Linked DNA regions of Homo sapiens: region 1 is linked to region 2. A link is a contact called in ENCODE Hi-C or POLR2A ChIA-PET data. All regions are on one chromosome and are shown on one strand. Each heading gives the region's core, a stretch centred on a gene start or an enhancer-like site at or near the end of the contact. The rest is flanking DNA. Distances are from core to core; before and after follow the strand shown. Region 1 overlaps HIVEP3 (HIVEP zinc finger 3). Region 2 overlaps HIVEP3 (HIVEP zinc finger 3).

What was found. A loop is a pair of places that touch in the nucleus more often than their neighbours do. ChIA-PET counts read pairs that join two places held with the same protein, here RNA polymerase II (POLR2A).
Region 1: a loop to region 2 is called in a map of endothelial cell of hepatic sinusoid, with 3 times the contacts of the local background. The contact joins two enhancer-like sites. A Hi-C loop is called at or near these places in 1 of 168 maps with a recorded cell type or tissue (endothelial cell of hepatic sinusoid). POLR2A ChIA-PET finds 5 or more read pairs at or near these places in 4 of 52 experiments (AG04450, GM12878, IMR-90 and 1 more).

The regions. Positions count from the first base shown.
Region 1 is chr1:41,767,247-41,774,008 of GRCh38, forward strand. All of the region lies in intron 1 of HIVEP3 (HIVEP zinc finger 3), which reads right to left. Among named protein-coding and RNA genes, the nearest start is that of HIVEP3, 150 kb to the right of the region's middle. Within about 2 kb of position 4,290, at least 6 of the 41 ENCODE cell types and tissues checked have a DNase peak (open chromatin) inside an H3K27ac peak, as active enhancers do.
Region 2 is chr1:41,697,741-41,704,897 of GRCh38, forward strand. It overlaps HIVEP3 (HIVEP zinc finger 3), which reads right to left. Exons shown (of 9, transcript NM_024503.5): 2 at 3,176-3,255. Among named protein-coding and RNA genes, the nearest start is that of EDN2, 220 kb to the left of the region's middle. RefSeq lists enhancers at 1,175-1,254, 1,335-1,554, 1,575-1,624, 1,645-1,694 and silencers at 1,935-1,994, 2,005-2,074. Within about 2 kb of position 1,956, at least 2 of the 41 ENCODE cell types and tissues checked have a DNase peak (open chromatin) inside an H3K27ac peak, as active enhancers do.

The sequences.
Region 1 (6,762 bases), core at 3,040-5,539, 72 kb after region 2:
ACTCAAATTCTGCCAAGCTTTCACTAGGAAGGAAGCACTGTGCTGGGGATTAAAGAGGACACAGAATCAAAGCAGATACAGCTCCCCCAACCGCTAGAGCTCTGGTTTCATGGCGGGAGTGAATTTTCCACAATGGGATCACAGTAAGGTAGGCTCCCCTCCTTTAGGGACATGCACAGAGGCAGAGGTGTGGTTGACCTGTGAGCAGCTGAGGCTTCCCAGAGGAGGCAACACTGGGAAGAATGAGGGTGTGGGCCCCACCAGTTCTGATACTGGAGAGTTCCAGGGTCCTTCTGCAGCCCTGCCTTTGTCCTGAGGGCCTGGCTGTCACCTGGCTCTGTATCAGGACTCATGGAATCTTAGCCTGCATTTTTGCTGTGCTTCCCAGAGCTGAAGGACTCTCCCTTCCAAATACCCGCGAACAAGCACACTGCTTGACCTGCTTCTCCCTCACTCAGTTCATGCAGTTGACTTATCTGCATATAGTGCCTGTTTTATGTCAGGAACCCAGCAGCAGCTGGAGTCACAGATTCTCTGAGCTGGCAGGGCTTTTGTTCATCTGGCCCAAACTTGTCCATCCTTAGTACAGTTTCTTTCCACTGGATCGTGTTTGTCAGGAAATGAACAAGAAGCCTCAGGCTGAGTTTGCTCAGGATTCATTTTTACCTCGTTCTTCCTAGTTCTGCATTTGTTCCTTATAACAATCCTTCATGCTCATGAAGCCATGATGGATTGTAGATGTAGATGGCAGACATCATTCATTGTCATTTACAGATGAAGAAACGGAGGCCAAAACACTAAAAGCACTGCATTCCAGGCCTAGCTCTGTGGCTGGCTGCTCTTTCCCCTCAAGCTGACACCATCTGTATTAGTTCATTTTCACGCTGCTGATAGACATAACTGAGACTCGGAAGAAAAAGAGGTTTAATGGACTTACAGTTCCACATGACTAGGGAGGCCTCACAATCATGGCAGAAGGCAAGGAGGTGCAAATCACATCTTACATGGATGACAGCGGACAAGGAGAGAAAGCTTGTATGGGGAACTCCTCTTTTTAAAACCATCAGATCTCATGAGACTTATTCACTATCGCAAGAAGAGCAGGAGAAAGACCTGACCCCGTGATTCAATTACCTCCCACCAGGTTCCTCCCATGACACATGGGAATTGTGGGAATTATAATTCAAGATGATATTTGGGTGGGGACACAGCCGAACCATATCTCCATCTAAGGTAAGCTTCTTTTGGAGACCCAGTTAGATAGTTCTACCAATCTGTAAATTTGTGGAATTATAAAAAGGTGCTGGAATTGATCTTAGCAGTACAGCAGCTAGCTCCTTTGACGTATATAGACCCTTGTTAACCAGCTTCCCTTGTTGGGGTGTGAAACCCCCTTCGTGGGGATAAGAGGAACTCTTCTCGCAGGCTGGGAGGAAATCTACCAGTCCAGAAGAGGAACTGCCTTCACCTCCTCTACACTGAGGAGTTGCTGCTTCTGGTCATTCACAGAGAGGAAGCTGAGGGTTTTTTGCCTATGCTATTCCAAATTTAATGTAAATATTTCACTGCAAGTCTAAAACCCGCCCTGTTGGCTTTGCTTGGCCTAACCAGAAGTATTTCAGTGCAATCTGATCTCTGAGCTCAGGGCTGTTCCTCAGGACCTCAGGCCGCATCCGGCAGGTCTCCCCACAAGGCTTCCATTCCAACCCTTACAGAAAAGAGTGGCCTTGTGATATTATGAAGCCTGCCAATCTCATGTCCCTTGTGCTGCAGAAGCACTTGGCCAGCGTGTTGCAATGCAAGCGCTTTCTGATCAATATCTGTTAGCATCATGGCCCTAAGCAGCTAAAAATCACACACCAAATGGTTCCCTTTTGTAGCAAGAATCATTTCATTTGCTCCTTGACTTTCAGGTACCTTGGACACTAAAACAACAGTGTATCAAAAGCCAGCCACAGAAATCAGCCTTTACACTTGCAAAGCATTGTCCACTTTCCAAAGCACGTGCACCTCCCTCAGCCCATCTGGCCAACCCTACGGGGGGTTAGTGACTCAGGGTTACTGCTACATTAAGCAAAGGGTCATGTAGTATACAATCAAAAAGTAACTTCACTTTTATCTCCCCCTGTCCCACTAAATGTGTCCAGAAGAGCTGGCTGTTCTCTGCCCTTTGGAAGAAATCTAGGGCACATCCCATGATGTTTTCCATCCCTCTTTAGGTAATTAAAAGTCTTCTAGGAACCAAGATTCCTTAGAGAAAGCACTGATTCTAAGGCTAGGGCTCAGAAAATACAAGACCAGCCTGGAGAAACTTGTAGTGCCAGAAAATAAGAAAGAAGTAAAAAAAGAAGTTAAGAAGGAAGAAAGGAACAAAGGAAGGAAGTAAAAAGGATAAAACCTCTAACCTGAAAAAGCTTCCAATGATCAAAACATCCAATGACTGATATTCCAAAGGTAGAACAATTTGAGTAACAAAATAAACAACAATAGCATTGTATTATGACTCAAAGAATAAAAATCTTTGGGTCAATACTAATGTAAATAATGTATTGAATAAATAAATAAATGGATAAATGGGGAGAAGGGACAACTCTTTCTTACAAAAGAATTCTAAGTAATAAATGAAAAATTGAGGAAAGTAGAAAAATCACTCTTAGAATACCACAGTAAAAATGGCAGCAGGCAAGATTCACTGATAAATGCTAAAATTGTTTTTTGTTTGTTTGTTTGTTTGTTTTTTGAGACAGAGTCTCCCTCTGTTGCCCAGGCTGGAGTGCAGTGGCACGATCTTGGCTCACTGCAAGCTCTGCCTCCCGGGTTCACACCATTCTCCTGCCTCAGCCTCCTGAGTAGCTGGGACTACAGGCGCCCACCACCACGCCCGGCTAATTTTTTTTTTTGTATTTTTAGTAGAGATGGGGTTTCACCATGTTAGCCAGGATGGTCTCGATCTCCTGACCTTGTGATCTGCCCACCTCGGCCTCCCAAAGTGCTGGGATTACAGATGAATGCTAAAATTAAAAGGTAAAGCTTTAAGGAGAAACAGGATATCTGCATAGCCTCAACGTATCTCCCCCAGAATATTTTCTAATGACTGTGGTAGTTTTAACACGTGTCCGAAAATGATTTGATATTCCTCCCTGCAGCAGGTGGAGCTTCGTTCCCCTGCTTGAGCATGGGCCGGATGTATTGACTGGCTTCTAATGACAGATTATGGAGAGGGGACAATAGTGACTTCGCAATGAACCCGGCAGATACCACCTTAGCCAAGTGATTAACATAATGAGCAATAAATATTATTGTTGTCATGCGCCCCCCAATATAATGCAATGAGAAGGGGACAGCACTTCTACCATATTTTCCCTCAAAGTCCATAACCTCAGTCTGCTCATAAGAAAACATTACGCAAACCCAAGGTGAGGAATGAACATTCTATAGTATGCCCGATCAGTATGTTCCAAAAGTGTCAAGGTCATGAAAAGACAAGAAAAGACTAACTGTCACAGAATGCAGGACACTAAGGAGGTATGACCCCCACCCCCAAATGCAATGTGCAATCCTGGATTGGATCCTGTTCCGGGATGCTGTTGTGCTAATGTTAATTTCTTAGTTCTGACACACCTACCACAGTAGCTTTGTAAGATGGCTACATTAGGGGAGACAGGGTGAAAGGTACACCAGAACTCTCTAGAGCATGCATTGTCAACGGGGCATTTCTCCCCCAAGGGGAGAAAATTGTCTGTTGGGTAGAAAAAAAAAATCACAATGGTTTGTGGCCCTCTAAAGGGCCACAGTACATAAATAGATATCCAGCATATCTGTGGGACTAAAATTTTATGGGAGAAAAATCATAGAAATAAACACCTAAACAGACTCCTGGGGTGGGAGTGGAGCAATGATGAAAATAAAATTGGTTGAGAAATCCTGCTCTAGAGGTACCATCTTTGCACCTCCCTTATAAATAGAAGATTATTTCAAAAAATAATTTCAATTGCTGTTTCTAAAAGTTGGTCTGTGAAGACCTTACCTCCCCACCTCCCCCCACCCCCAAAAAATTAATTTACTAAAAAATAATCCTCTGGTCACTTGTACCTGTAAAACAGTTTCAATTTAGTAATTAATAAGGCTGACCTGGAGTAATAATAATAGGAGAAAAGAAGTTAAACTTTAGCCAAATTAAAGCTTCTCTCCTCCGGAGCTCAGGCCTGCCTCAAGCTGGCCCCTGCAATGGGAAAGCAGTTTAGGTTGACCTCTTCTCTCCTCTCCTCCCTGCCCCGCGTGTCTACCCCTCCTTGCTGGGCTGCCGCTGGCTGCTTTGTGGTTTTGGCAGGAGGGGCTGGAAGGGGTAAGGAAGCAGGAGGAGTTGGATTTGACTGTTGCTCTCAGGAACTGACAGTACTCTCGGGGCTTGGCAGGTTTTTTTGTTTTGTTTTGTTTTTTGAGATGGAGTCTCACTCTGTCGCCCAGGCTGGAGTGCAGTGGTGTAATCTTGGCTCACTGCAACCTCTGCCTCCCAGGTTCAAGCGATTCTCCTCAGTCTCCCAAGTAGCTGGAACTACAAGCACATGCCACCATGCCCGGCTAATTTTTTTGTATTTTTAGTAGAGATGGGGTTTCACCGTGTTAGCCAGGCTGGTCTCAAATTCCTGATCTCGTGATCCGCCCGCCTTGGCCTCCAAAAGTGCTGGGATTACAGGCGTGAGCCACCGCACCCAGTCCCTGGCAGGTTCTTAAGCTGACTCTCCCTCTCTTGGGTCCAGTTTGGGTTTTTCAGAGACTCCCACTTGCCACGAGCGGCCTCTACCTGCAGCTGCTGCCGCGAGTGATGCCACCTCAAGTAGGCCATGCTTGACCTCCTGGTTCTAGTGGTCACTCTTACCAGAAGCCACTAAAAAGGCACCCAGGGTTGTGCATTCACTCTTTGCACCAGGATTCCTCTATACACCAGGAAATCTACACTTGGGCATGAACAGGGCCACATTCAGTCCCATTTGCCGTCAACACCTTCCATCTTCTAATCATGTGGAATCCTGCTGAGAGGAGAACGAGAGCTGGGATGAACTAATCTCTTCATGGCTTTTTGGGGACATGAGATGTGCCCTCCTTCCTGGTGCATGACAGGCACATTTCCACACAGGTTAAGCCAGCTGCAGGTGGGTTTTCTGGCACTTGCAGCCAAATGCATCAGAGCTCTCAAAGCTAATACTATGATGCACGGGAGAGGTGGCAGGGAAAGGAACAAAGAACAACAGAAGAGGGAAGGAGGTGGCAGCCATCAGAAGCTAACAGTGAAGAAAAAGGTGGAAGAAGCCATCGGCATGGTTTCAGCAGACCCGATGTGGAGATCAGTGACAACAGAGAACAAACAAAGAATAAAATAGGGCCAGGCACGGTGGCTCATGCCTGTAATCCCAGCACTTTGGGAGGCCGAGGTAGGTGGATCACTTGAGGTCAGGCGTTCAAGACCAGCCTGGCCAACATGGCAAAACCCCATCTCTACTAAAAATACAAAAATTACCCGGGTGTGGTGGCAGGTGCCTATAATCCCAGCTACTCAGGAGGCTGAGGTAGGAGAATCGCTTGAACCTGGGACAGGTTGCAGTGAGCCGAGATAGTGCCACTGCACTCCAACCGGGGTGACAGAGTGAGACTCTGTATCAAAAAAATAAATAAATAAATAAAATAGGACCCATTTGTGTACTTACTGTCTACCAGGCACTGTTCTGAACACTGTATGTGCACTGCATATGCCCCACAGATTGACCCATTTTATGGAGTTTACAGGAAACAGGTTCATGGAATCAGTAAGTGGCAGGGCTAGGACCCAAACAATATGATCAAGTTCAGATGTAGATTCAGGAAACACCTACTGGTCAGCCAGATGCTGTGCTGGGTGCTTCCCTCACAAGGCCCCATTTCATCTAAATGCCAGCTTTGGAAGGTGTGGACTATTTACTGCATTCCACAGGTAGAGAAACTGGAGCACACAAGAGTGAAGTCACTTGCCAAGTGACTGGTGGAACTAAGCCCAGAACTCAGGTCTTGTGATTCGCAGTTCAATATTCTCTCTGCTGGGCAAGGCTGCCTTTCCTCATCTGCAGGAATGTGAATAAAAACATCACACAGGGATGGCGTTCAGTAGGGATGTGCTGAAATGACTGTACTGGTTGTGAAAGTGCTGAAATGCCTCTGTACCACTTGGTAATCAGCCACCGCTCTGAGCATCCTCAAACGCTGCCCTGGCTCCTTCTTCCCAGACACCCTCCCGGAATCCAGTATCTAAAGAATTTTAACTGAGGCCTCCAAGATGCTGTTTTGGTGCTCTGGCACACATCCACTTCAGCCAATTGGTAAATGCTTGGAATGTCATCTCTAACAACCATCTATTCCTCTGGTGCTTCATTCCTTCCTAAGCACTCTTGTACTGTTACCTCCTCTGATGTGCACAGATGAGAAAGCTGAGGCCCAGAGAAAGTAAAAACTGCCCGAGGTTGCCTGGTGATGCTGAGTTGAGCTAGGCTTAAGCCAAAGTCATCTGACTTCTGGTTAAGGGCTGTCTCCATTCTCCAGCTTTTAGTCAGTTAAATAGAAAATTTTATACTAGGTAGAGTTAAGAATTCTAAAATAGATAAAATTAGAACATGTCACAGATGAAGGACAAGTCTTTGTGAATGAGATTTGTCAATTAAAGACAAAATCAATGCTACTGGCAAAGATTCAGTAGGCCTGAGTTAAATGTAACACTCTTGCCCATTGTCATGT
Region 2 (7,157 bases), core at 706-3,205:
ATCCCCACATGCTGCCCTCAGTCTTCCAGGGCCCAGTTCATCCAGGCATTTGTGCATTCTTATTGGTGAACACATTTTAATTGAGGGCCTGCTAGGTGCTAGAGCAAAAGACATAGTATCAACCCTGTAGGTGCCTCTAGTGCTCAGAGAAAGGCTACCCAGGGTCATTCAAGCATAGACTCTGGGGCCAGACTGTCTAGGCTCACCCTGGCTAAGCCACTTCACAGCCCTGTGTGTTTGGGCCAGTCACAGTCTCTCTGTGCGTCAGTTGTCATCTGTAAAAGAGGATGAAAAGAGCACCTGCCTCACAGACTAGTGCAGGTGGAGTGTACATCTGTGTAAAGCTCTTAGAGAACAGTGCCTGGCATGTAGTAAGTGCTCAATAAACCTCAGTTGCTATAAACATTCTCATCATTACCCTCTGGTGCAGATTCCCTCCTTATGATGCCCACCCTACTTTTGTCCTCTGGCTGGTACCTCCTCTATGGTCCCATAGCACTTTGAACACCCCTCCATGAGAGCACTGATGGGCATGCAGTACAGGTGTCTGAGGACCTGTTCCCTCCTTGTCTCTACCTGGGTAGAGACTAAGTTTATTCATCTCCATCCCAGCACCCAGCACAGATGTTATAACATCACCAGGTTTATGTCAGCATTTGCAGGTAATGTGTGCCTTCAATTCCAGTCGAGAAAAGTCTTAGAGGCATTAGAGGTTGTCTATCTGGCCTTATCATGTAGCTCATCCATGTTGCCCTTGAACTGTGGGGTCTGACCCTGGGTGTGATCTTTCCGATGAGAACCAAGTTGATGAGGGAGCTGTGTGCTAAGCTTCCATGAATGCTTCTCTGTGACAGGGAGTTCTGCTGGGCAGGACATCGAAAACACCAACTACTGACACCCCAACACATCCTGGTGTTTCCCGTGCCATGCCTTTCTCCACTGGGGCCCCATGACCCCACTGCTGATCTAAGAACTCCCATGGATCCTTCGGGTGCCAGTGCTCCTGGCCCCACCCCCCACAATGCTTCTGCTAGCCACAGCCCCCACTGAATGTAGCTCCCTCTCTCCTGGTCTTCTCTTGTTTCTGCCCTGGGCCTGTGGGGCTGCTCCTGCTCTCAGTGTGTGGCTGTTCCTTTGTCTATGTGTCCCTTCTGGAGAAGGGGCAAACTTGCTCTTGTTTGGGCCCCCAGTGTCCACCAATGCCAGGATCAGAGGGGTGTCAGGAAAGCTCTGCTGAGCTCATTTTTCAGAGGAAAGTCAAGCCCGCTGGCCTGACCTCCCATTAAGGCACGCACGCTGACTGATCACACCACCTTCTGAACCCAAAACTCACAGGTGGCTCTAGGCCAGCCCTGCCCATCAGTTGCCACTCACTCCATCGCAGGGCTGAGTCAGCAGGGAAGCCCCGAAAGTAAGTGCTGAGCACGTGGTGCATACCGTGCTGGCCTCTCGCTTGAGCTCTTGCGTTTGACTCTGGCACCGCTGCAGGAGGTGGGTGTTCTATACAGAGAGGCCTTCCTGAGGCTCTGATGGTTCCACCGCTCCTCAAAGGAGGGGCAGGGCAGGGTTGGAGCAAGGCTCTCTTTGGCCCCAGAACCTACTCATTCTACACTCCTGTGAGACGACAGGTGTGTGAAAGTGTTCTGAGTTCTACCAACGGAGGAAACTGTAAAACCATAGAATTGCCAGCTATTACCCACCACACAGAAATCACTCTAGTACAACCTTGCTATCAAGAAGAAGGCTTCAGGGGCCTTGGGAACAGCATTGAATCCTTACAGAATTGCTGCCCAGGAGGGGGTGGCCTATTGTCCTTCAGGGGTAGGAAAGGAGGAGAGTGAGTGGGAACTGGAAGAGCAGAAGAGAAGCAGTCCTGTGGCTGGAGTGGCAGCCCAACGCAGGATGGGGCCCCGGGGACCTGAAAGGATGCAGAGGGATGCTGGAGTCTGTGAGAGCCGAGGCCACAGACACTTCAGCACGGGGTGTCCTGCCCTGGGCCCCTATTGAGGTTCTGTAGATTCTGACATGTGCACCTCCTCTCATCTCGGCCTCCCCACCACTTTCCTCCCCACCCTCCCACACCCCGGTAGGGGCCTCTCTCAGAACCACAGGGCTGACTGTCTCCCTTCCCTGCTTGTGTAGGACCCAGCCTGAGCTCCTGGGTGACCAGAGTCCTGCCGCTCTCTTGGCCTCACTCCCATACTCCTCCTCTTGGGCCCTGCATCCCAGCGACTCCACTGCTCCACTTGCTGTCCCTTGGGCTCAGAATGCTCTTCTTCCATTTTTCACCCGGTGAACTTCTATTCATCCTTCAAAGCCCAGTTCAAGCGTCAACTTTAAATTGTCTTCCTTGAACTACCCCCACAACCAAACCCCGACAGAATAGAGCCCTCCTGCCTTCACAGGTTTTGCTGTTCTGTGGCTATTTGCACATCGATCTCCTCCACTGGAGCAGAAGCTTCTTGAGGATAATGCCATGATTTGTTCATCTCTGTGCCTCAGTGCCCAGCACAGAGGATAGAGCACAACAGGCAATAAATGATGTCCTGATGACGAGGTCATGAGAGGGCAGGCATGGGGCTGGTGATTGCATCTGAGTTTGACTTCCAGCAGCATTTACTAGGAGAAATACAGGCCCCCTCCCCAAAATGCACACGTACACATATAAGGTGAACACACAGCTCAGTCCAGGATCTCTGTGGCTGTAAAGTCCATGGAGCAATCAAACAGGAGACTGAGTTCTAAGGATGTGGTACACAGCTGCAGTGTCAGCCCCACTGTCCTCCCCAGAGCCCAGGGCCTTGGCTTGAGCCCTGCTGGGTTCACCGAGTCCCACTCCCTCACTTTGCAGACAAGGAAACAGAGACCCAGAAAGGAGATGCTTGCTTAAGATTTTCCTGAGCAATAAAGGCAGGCCTGGGGTCAGAAGCATTTCCCTTGGCTCCTGGCCCAGGACTCTCCCATCACCATATGCTGCCATTTGCAGAAATGCCAGCTGCAGGACTCGTGACATTTGGGTGGCTTTTTCCTAAAGTGTCGGTAGCGTGTGGGGCTCCATTCTCCTGCCCGAGGCTAAGGTCATTCCTGTCTACCTCCTGGCCTCAAAACACAGCCTAATGGCCTTTGGGCTGTGCTGAAACTGCCCTGTGTCCTGTGGGGGATGGGGAGGGCTCACCTGCCAAAAACCAGCCGTGGTCTCATGGTCAAGATGTGTCAGAGATTTCTAGAGCTTGGAGAACTGTGTTGGAGGGAGGCCTGTGGGAAGTAGAGAAAGTGAGAATATTATGCCACCGCCATCTGTCAACTTTCATCTGAGTTTGAAAAAGGCACCCAAAAATGGTGAGCACAGCCTTGCTGAAAGCAAAGCCCCGGCCACTACCCCTTCTCTAACATGGTTATGACGAGGTCAAGATCAGGTCCCTGCGGATGAAACCACAGCCTCAAAACCCCAGTACAGAGCTGCAAGTCACAAGTTGTCTGCCCTGAGGAACCCCACAGGTATGCTGGTCCTGTACTCAGGCCTAAGGCTGGAGGAACTCCCACTTCCAAACACTCCTCGGGGAAAACACCCTTTGTGGGTTCCCTAAGCACTGCTCATTGTAATTCACTCATTCTTGCTTTCATTATTCATTCATTCATGCAAGCATTCAACAGCCATTTGGGAAATTGTTAGGTGTTGGTATCAGGTCCTCATAGAGATGAAGTCTCTGAGTGTGACAGCCTAGATCCAGTAAGAAAGGCGTGTGTAGACCCAGGACAAATGCCACAGGCTGGTGGGTTGCCTCCCTTCTCCAAGTGACCTCTGTGCCAGGTGCTGGGCAAAGCACTTTGGTTAAGCTGTGCAGGATGGCAGAATGTTTCTACCATTTTCGGTACAAGGACCTCTCTTTGTATGAAATTATTTCTCCAAACTCCTGATGGTAACTGTATACCTATTATCTTCTCATTGAGAAAATAAACAATACAAAAGTTACAATGAACTAATGCTTTACAATTAACTTGTATTTTAGTAATTATAGCACCACTACATATATTTAAATTAAGGTTGGACACATACTCATTTGAGACATATTATTTATGTCTTCTAGGCTTAAGGCTTTGAGCCCTTGGGGATCCATTCATTCAATATTCATTCATTCAACAGACATTTATGGAGCATCTCTGAGATGCCCAGCCCTCTGGCTCAAAGATTAGGGATCCTGGTTCAAGAAGGAGCTCCAGCTCTGCAGTGAGGTACACTTAAGCTTAAGCCCAGGTAACACTGGATGTGTGCCCTTAGGGAGGCCATCTGGTCTTCTTCCAGCTCTGAGTCCTCAAGAGTAAGATGGAGATGTAATCCTGACATTGGAAAGTTGTTACGAGGAGTAAATGAGATAGTAGAAAGCATCCAGGTAAGGGCCTGGCACCAAGCAGAAGCTCAACAAATGGGCACCCGAGGATTATCATCATCACCATCATCCCCACCAACATCAACATCATTACTATCAACAACAGCAGCAGCAGCAGCACCACCACCATCTTGCTTCCCTTCTCTTACTGAACCTTGAGAAGCCTTTCCTTGTCCCTCTACTAGGGTATACAGTAGTTTCTACCTTATAATAGAGTTATTTGTATCCACACTTAAAATACCTTATAATAGAGTTATTTGTATCCACATTTTCTTTCTTTGGTTCATGCCCAGCTCTGTAATTTCAGAGTTGCGTGAACTTAGGTAAGTTATTTAACCTCTCTGAATTTGTTTCCCTGTATGTAAAATGGGAACTGTATTTTTAGTAATTCATTGAATTGTAATGACTAAATGAACTGATGTACATAAAACCTCAACACAATATCTGTCATGTGGTAAATGCTCAGATATTGCAGGTCATTATTATTCATGTTATTGTTATTATTATTAACATTAGTATTAATACAATTTCTCCTCCTGGCCTGTGAGCCCCTAGGGGCATAGTCCATTGAAAATTCATTTCTGTCTCCCCACAGAGTCTAGCACAAGGCCGGTCTCCCAGCAGATATTAATAAATGATTGCTAAAACAGTCTTGGAGGTTCACACAAATCAAGTGCAAAATAACTCAAAGGGCATGGTCAAGGGTAAAGAGCCTTGTCAGGACCCTGAAAAACCCCAACAGATGTCCTGAAGGGAGTTTTTTGTCACCCATGGAGCCAGGCTGCAGGACTGCTAGGACCATTCATTCATTCATTCGTTTATTCATCACACTGACACCCAATTTTCACTTTGGTTGACTAACAAACCCTTGCCCGGTGCTTTTTCCTATTGTGAAATCTCGTTTCCATCTGCTACCTCATTTAGTCTCCACGAAAATTTTGAGAAGAAGATAGAATAGGTACATTACTGACAATCCATTCTGTAAATAGATGAAGGCCCAGAGAGGTGACAAGGCTTGACAAAGGACATACAGCTGTCAAGGCCACAGTGGGAAACGGACCAAGGCTCTGCTCATGATCTTGACTCCTTCCTGCTGGCACTTTCCAAATCCAGGATCATTCATTCTTGATTCTCATTGTCCAGTTTGCTTCTCAGCAAATAAAACTGAATTAAATTATTTTTGGTGTTATTTTAACATGACTGTTGGAAAAGAAAGACTCTAAATTCCATAAGGGCAGAGACTATGAGAGCCCTAACAGTGTGGGGGCAGGTAAATGTATGAACTCTGATCCCAGACTGCATGCGTCCGAATCCTGATTCTGATACTTAATAGCTGTGGGACCTTGGGCAAATTACTTAACCTCTCTGTGCTTCAATTTCTTCCTCTATAAAAAAAGGATAATAATAGCTATCTATAGGGTTGTTGTGAGGATTAAGTGATCCAATCCGTGTACAATCCCTAGAACAGTACCTGGTGCATAGTAAGGGTTAGTTGTAATTATTATTTGTATTATTATTTGTGACGTATCTCCTGCACCTAGCATAAGACCCAACACATAAAAAATCCCTAATAAATATTTATTGGATTGTTGAATGGATAAAATACTTTCTGTAAAGAAGTAAGTATCTATGCTTTAAGTATTATTAAATATCTATGCTTAAGTATTATTGAGCAAGGCAAAAGAATAGCTGAAGCTCTGGCCCCAAAGAAGCTGGAGTCCCCCAGTTCCTTGCTCACAGATCTAGGCGGGAGGAGATTCGTGATTCCAGGATTCAAAGGCCTGTCCACCAACTGGCAGTAAATGTGACTCATGGTTAGGAACACAGGTTTTAGAGTCAGACACTTAAATTCAAGTCCTCACTCTTGTTCTGTCACTCACTAGTTGTATACTTACCTCCTGTACTTGCCTCAGTACCCTCATCTGTAAAATGGGAATACTCACACCTACCTTGAAGGGATGTTGGGTGGATTAAATGTCATATGCAGGAGGTGAAGCTTCCTGCACCTGGGCCCAGTCCACAGCCACAGTAACAATGAGCTTACAGGATCAACAGCAGCTCATCCTATGGGCCAACTTGTTCTGTGCTAAGCATCGCTTCCACCGCTTTCTCCCTCACATGGGATTTGGGGGCCTTCACCAGGGATGGACTCATTTGCATAGCCCAGGCTCCACCTTCTAGGCCAAAAGGCTGCTATGAAAAGGCACATTCTCTATTTGGCTTCAGCATGAACTGGGCTCTGTGGAGGCGAGACAGCTGCTTAGGAAATGGGCTCCTGGGAAAGGTGGTCTCCAGAGAATCAGCTTAGAGAATTCCTTGCAAGCGCCAGTGCCAGCAACTAGCAGCCTGTATGCAGCTGCCTCTGAGTCAGTCCCAGTCCCTGTGGTGGCTACAGACCCTTCCTTTACTCTGTTTCTCCCACTAAGACCCCAAGGCTGGCAGCCTGTCCTGCTTATGGGAAGGAGCTAACATCCATTGAGCCAGAAGCTTTAATTCTTTGCCTCGTTTAGACTTCACAATGAGTCTGCAGTGGGCACTTGAATCTTGCCACATACCAGCCATGAGACCCTGGGCAAACCATTCAGCTGCCCATGTCTGTTTCCTTAACTATGAGCACATGTCAATATCCTTGTACACTAGACCCATTTTGCAGAAAAGGAAGCTGAACCATAGAGAGGGAAAGGCATTGTCAAGATCATAGAACTAATAAATGACAAAGCTGGAGCTGTTTGACTTCAAAGTTCCATGCATTCATTCATCCATCAATTA